2 separate regions of the Homo sapiens genome follow, and region 2 is linked to region 1. Evidence: read pairs that join two places in POLR2A ChIA-PET (ENCODE). Cell type or tissue: A673. All regions are shown on one strand. Each heading gives the region's core, and the rest is flanking DNA. Links, peaks and the distances in the headings are about the cores only.

Region 1 (2,898 bases), core at 205-2,704:
TCTTCTGTGTCAACTCTACATTTTACAAATTCAAGCAGATTTCCACTAGTAAAAAAATTTAAAACATTAAAAAATAAATAAAAAATAGGGCAGGCGTGGTGGCTCACGCCCGTAATCCCAGCACTTTGGGAGGCTGAGGTGGGCAGAGCACCTGAAGTCAGGAGTTCAAGACCAGCCTGACCAACATGGAGAAACCCCGTCTCTACTAAAAATACAAAATTAGCCAGACATGGTGGTGCATGCCTGTAATCCCAGCTAGCTGGGAGGCTGAGGCAGGAGAATCGCTTGAACCCGGGAGGTGGAGGTTGCTGTGAGCCAAGGTCACGCCATTGCACCCTAGCTTGGCAACAGGAGCGAAACTCCATCTCAAAAATAAATAAATAAATAAATAAAACAAAAAATAAATAAATAAATAAATAAATAAAGTCTATGTTCCTTTGGCTTGTTGCCAATTAGTAGTTTGATAGAGATTTCCTTAAACACCTACAGCCAAAACATGGAAAAGAAAAAAGAAAAAAAAAAACTGGCCAGGCATGGTGGCTCACGCCTGTAATCCCAACATTCTGGGAGGCCGAGGCGGGTGGATCACAAGGTCAGGAGATCGAGACCATCCTGGCCAACATGGTGAAACCCCGTCTCTACCAAAAATACAAAAAATTAGCCAGGCGTGGTGGCGGGTGCCTGTAGTCCCAGCTACTCCGGAGGCTGAAGTAGGACAATCACTTGAACCTGGGAGGCAAAGGTTGCAGTTGAGCTGAGATGGCGCCACTGCACTCCAGCCTGGGCAAAGGAGTGAGACTCCATCTCAAAAAAAAATAAAATAAAATAAAGAAAAAATAATACTCTCTCAGTCTCTGTAGACTGGCCCTGAGTTGGGACACTCCTCCCACACTCAGCCTTCCTTCCAGCCTGCACTGAGGTCTTCTCAGGTCTTTTTCGAGTGCGTCCTGCTCGAGCATTTGTGTGGCTTTCTAGATTCCTCATTATTCATGGAAACTTTTCAAAATTTTATTCCCCCAAGTAACTCAATTCTTAGCTTTTCCTCTGTCTTTGGGCGGGTTTATTGTTTGCCCCAGATGGCAAAGGGTTTATTCATTTGCCTTCAATGTTTTCAAGGAACACCATCCGTACTGCCACTTTCCCACTCTGACAGAGTTCCAAATTAGGCATAAAAAGGGAGTTACCCAAACCTTCCGCATCCCATGTGCTCCAGGCTTGGGGGTGGCCTTGGCTGCTCTGGAAGGGATTATTCTCCAAGGGAATGACACAAGCACACACACACCCCACTCCCACACACCCCAACATACACACACATCCCACTCACCCCACACACACTCCCAACACACACACACCACTCACACACACCCAACACGCACACACCCAACACACACACACCCAACACACCCCACTCACACACCCCCAACTCACACACCAACACACACCCCCAACACACACACACCCCACTCACACACCAACTCACATACCCCAACACATACACACACATCCAACACACACACCCCAACACACACACCCCCCACTCACACACCCAACACACACACCCCACTCACACCCCACTCACACACCCCCAACACACACACATCCCATTCACACCACTCACACACCCCCCAACACACACCCCACTCACCCCCCACTCACCCCCCACAGACACCCCCCTCACCCCCCACTCACCCCACTCATCCCCCACAGACACCCCACTCACACCCCACACTCACCCCACTCACCCCCCACAGACACCCCACTCACCCCCCACACTCACCCCACTCACCCCCCCCAGACACCCCACTCACCCCCCACACTCACCCCACTCACCCCACACACTCACCCCACACCCCCCACAGACACCCCACTCACCCCCCACACTCACCCCACTCACCCCCCACAGACCACAGCACTGCGGCTGCATCACTTCCCACCATAGCCCAACCATGGAGTGCCACCTACAAGGAACGACAGACAGAAAGCCAGCCCCAGTGCAGACACAGAAAGACAGCTTCCCCTTCTCCGTGCCCAGCAAGAAACCCGGGAGCTGACACTGCCCTCTGGGTCTTCCCAGGCCGCGCTAGAGCCCAGGAGCCCTTCTCTTCCAACCATTCTCCTTGAACATGTCCAGGACGCTCCCCTCGAAAGCCTCGCCTAGTGCTCCAACTGGGAATCTTAACAAGGACGCATTCTCTTGGTGTCTAACGCCTAAGAGGCTGTTCAAGGCCAGAGGGAGCCAAAAGGTGGCTCAGCCATACCCTTCCAAGAAGGGTAACCTGCCAGCCAGCACATTTCCAGAGCACCCACCCCACACCCAAAGCTTCAAAGCCCCTCTGGGCACGCACCCTCAATGCAGAGGCCTACAGAAGCGCAAGACACGCACCCAGCGGACGCTCAGGTCCCTGCCCCGAAGCAGCAAGGCACCTCTGAGCTTGCACCCTCAATGCAAAGAGACCCACAGAAGCTTGGGACACAGATACACACGGCAGAAGCTCAGGCCCCACCCCAGCCACAGCTTCTGGGAGACACACGAGTATTGGGTCTGGTAGAAAGAAAAGGAAGGTGGAGGCCGGGCGCGGTGGCTCACACCTGTAATCCCAGCACTTTGGGAGGCCGAGGTGGGTGGATCTCCTGAGGTCAGGAGTTTGAGACCAACCTGACCAACATGGTGAAACCCCGTCTCTACTAAATACAAAAAAATTAGCTGGTCGTGGTGGTGCATGCCTGTAGTCCCAGCTACTTGGGAGGCTGAGGCAGGAGAATTGCTTGAAACCAGGAGGTGGAGGCTGCAGCGAGCCGAGATCGCACCACTGCACTCCAGCCTGGGCAACAAGAGCGAAACTCTGTCTCAAAAAAAAAAAAAAAAAAAAAAAGACGGTGGAGGCCCCAGGGGGTCTG
Region 2 (2,898 bases), core at 168-2,667, 74 kb after region 1:
CCCTCTATTGCTGGGCAGGAGGAGGAAGCCGAGGCAGGCTGGGTGCCATTTCCCTGTGGGCCTCTCTGGGGACGCACCGAGCTCGAGGCAGCTGCTCACCTGGAGTAGTTGGGGATGGTGCCGTGCGCGGCAGTATCCTTCATGGTGTAAGAGTTCACGCGGTGGGCATGCCAGCAGCCGCAGCCCTGGAACATGGTGTCGGTGACGTGCAGGACCTCGTTGCAATGCACCTGCAGCTCCCCTTTGGCCCTGCCCTCCATGGCCAGGTTGACCCGGATGTAGAATGAGTCCCCCGAGGTCGCCACTTTGGCCTCCAGGTCCTGGAGTAGCCTCTTATAACCTGATAAAAGGGGACATGAGCCACAGATGAGCCACAGATACGAGCCTCTGCGAGGAAGGTTGCAGAAAATTAAAGTAGGAGAGAAGGAAGGACCCTCCCAGTCTCAGAAGCTGCTCTGGCACTGGAGTCAGTGGGTGGGAGGTTTCCAGCTGGCTTGGGGGCCTCCTGGGGACCTGGGGCACAGCCTGGCTGATCCTCTCTTGGCTCTGGGGGTCCCTGGCTGCTGGGCGTGCAGAAGAACCACCAGGGACTTAAGGGTCATGGAGTCTGGCCAGGCAGCTGTGCACACGAGAGGAGTGGTATGTGTACCGTCCGTGTTGACCTTCACAGACAGGCAGCAGAAGCCGTCCACCCTCCTGAGAAGCCCCACGGCCTCCTCCAGGGTCGTGTCCTCCAGGACTGCCTTGAACAAGGGCTCTGAGGCTTCGTAATCAACCTGAGGGCAAGTCGAGAAGGTCAGTCTCTTTCCCCCGGGACTCTGAATCCAGCCAGAAGACAGAAGGCGCTGAGGGCACTGAGGCGAGGCGCGGGCCAGCCCTGCCGTAGGACCACTGCCTGCACGCCTTGGTCAAAACAAAGCCACACACCAGAGCCTCTGTGGGGCCTTCACACCTCTAGTGATGCGTGCTACACATAGTGCTGGCCAGAGAGTCAACTGCCAACCCTTCCCCAGTCGAGATCGGGGGTTCTTTGTGATAAGCACTTTCCTGTCTTGAAAAAGAAAAGAAAAGAAAAGAAAGAACCTCGGTTCTAGAACATTCAAGAGCATTCTAGATAGAGGTTTCTTAGCCTTGGGATCATTCTGTGCTGCTGCGGGCTATACCGGGCCCTACAGGATGCTGAGTGGCATCCCTGGCCTTCACCTACCCGATGCCCTGGCTCTCCACCCACAGCCTTCCCCACTGTGAAGGCCCACCCCCCAGGGCTTCCACCATCCACTTCATTTCTTCTCAATATTGTTCTAAGCTTAGGAGAGTAGATATTTTTACAATAAAAATTAAGATGTGTTTTAACACCATTAGAATCTAATTGGCCCCCTTAGGATATCGGGACTATCTCCCTGAACATCGTCAAGGGGCTCTGTTGCTTGAACTACCTCAGAGCTGATAATTGGGAACCTTAAGAGCAGGGTTCCCCAACCCCTGGGCCACATACTGGTACTGGTCCATGGTCCATCAGGACCCGGGTCACACAGCAGGAGGGGCGTGGTGGGCAAGTGAGCATTACGGCCTCAGCTCCACCTCCTGTCAGCTCAGCACAGCAGTAGATTCTCAGAGGAGCATGAGCCCTATCGTGAACTGTGCAAGTGAGGGATCTAGGTTTCACGCTCCTTATGAGAATCTAATTCCTGATGATCTGTTACCGTCTCCCATCACCCCCAGATGGGACCGTCTAGTTGCAGGAAAACAAGCTCAGGGCTCCCACTGATTCTGAATTATGGTTCAGTGTATGATTCTTTCATTACATATTACAGTGTAATAATAATAGAAATAAAGTGTACAATCAATGTAACGTGCTTGAATCATCCCAAAACCATCCCCCACAACCCGGTCTGTGGAAAAGTTGTCTTCCATGAAGCCGGTCTCTGGTGCCAAAAAGGTTGGGGACTGCTGCTTAAGAGGACAACTAGAAATGTAAAGAAGGGCTGGGCATGGTGGCTGATGCCTGTAATCCCAGCACTTTAGGAGGCTGAGGTGGGTGGATCACTTGAGGTCAGGAGTTCGAGATCAGCCTGGCCAACATGGTGAAGCCCTGTCTCTACTAAAAATACAAAAGTTAGCCGGGTGTGGTGGCGGGCACCTGTAATCCCAGCTACATGGGAGGCTGAGGCAAGAGAATCGCTTGAACCCAGGGGGTGGAGGTTGCAGTGGGCCAAGATCGAGCCACTGCACTCCAGCCTGGGCGACAGAGCAAGACTCTGTCTCAAAAAAAAAAAAAAAAAAAAAAAAATGACATGTAAAGAAAGGCTTCCCGGGTCATGTGGAGGACGTGAAGGACGCTTGAATTAGGTGCTCCATGTGCTATCATTGGAGCCCTAGGGGAGCTCAGCATTTGGACAGCCTGTTCCAAGGGGGCAGTGAGGGGTGCATGGAACACTCCTGCCTGAGGGGTTCAGACGCATCCTCTCCCCGCCTCTGTGCTCACCTTCCCACCCCAGAGCCCCCATCCCCAGTCCCCTCCTGGAGGCCGCAGGGTGAGCCTCTGGAATGAGGTGAAGCCCATCTTGCACATTTCTTGGTTTAAAATTTTTTTCATATTAAGAAAGCACTGTGCTTTCCTTTTTCTTTTCTTTTTTTCTTTTTTGAGACCGAGTCTCACTCTGTCACCCAGGCTGGAGTGCAGTGGCACCATCTCAGCTCACTGCAACCTCCGCCTCCCAGGTTCAAGTGATTCTCCTGCCTCAGCCTCCTGAGTAGCTGGGATTATAGATACCAGCTATTTTTTTTTTTTTTTTGTATTTTTAGTAGAAACGGGGTTTCACCATGTTGTCCAGGCTGGTCTCAAACTCCTAACCTCAGGTGATCTGCCTGCTCCAGCCTCCCAAAGTGCTGGGATTA

What was found. Peaks named below come from ENCODE experiments on the same cell type or tissue, not always from the same donor. Only the 100,000 strongest peaks of a DNase experiment are listed, where the experiment ranks them.
Region 2: POLR2A ChIA-PET joins it to region 1 with 6 read pairs; 15 of 35 experiments call an interaction of 5 or more read pairs at or near these places.

The regions. Positions count from the first base shown.
Region 1 is chr17:80,273,589-80,276,486 of GRCh38, reverse strand. The region is part of intron 3 of RNF213 (ring finger protein 213); the gene reads right to left. Among named protein-coding and RNA genes, the nearest start is that of RNF213, 14 kb to the right of the region's middle. RefSeq lists an enhancer at 1,851-2,449. In A673, for the core only: no CTCF peak of the experiment used is centred there; no DNase peak of the experiment used is centred there; H3K27ac peaks cover 425 bases.
Region 2 is chr17:80,199,622-80,202,519 of GRCh38, reverse strand. It overlaps CARD14 (caspase recruitment domain family member 14), which reads right to left. Exons shown (of 24, transcript NM_001366385.1): 17 at 650-776; 18 at 100-340. It also overlaps a transcript of SGSH not described here. Among named protein-coding and RNA genes, the nearest start is that of SGSH, 19 kb to the left of the region's middle. In A673, for the core only: no CTCF peak of the experiment used is centred there; no DNase peak of the experiment used is centred there.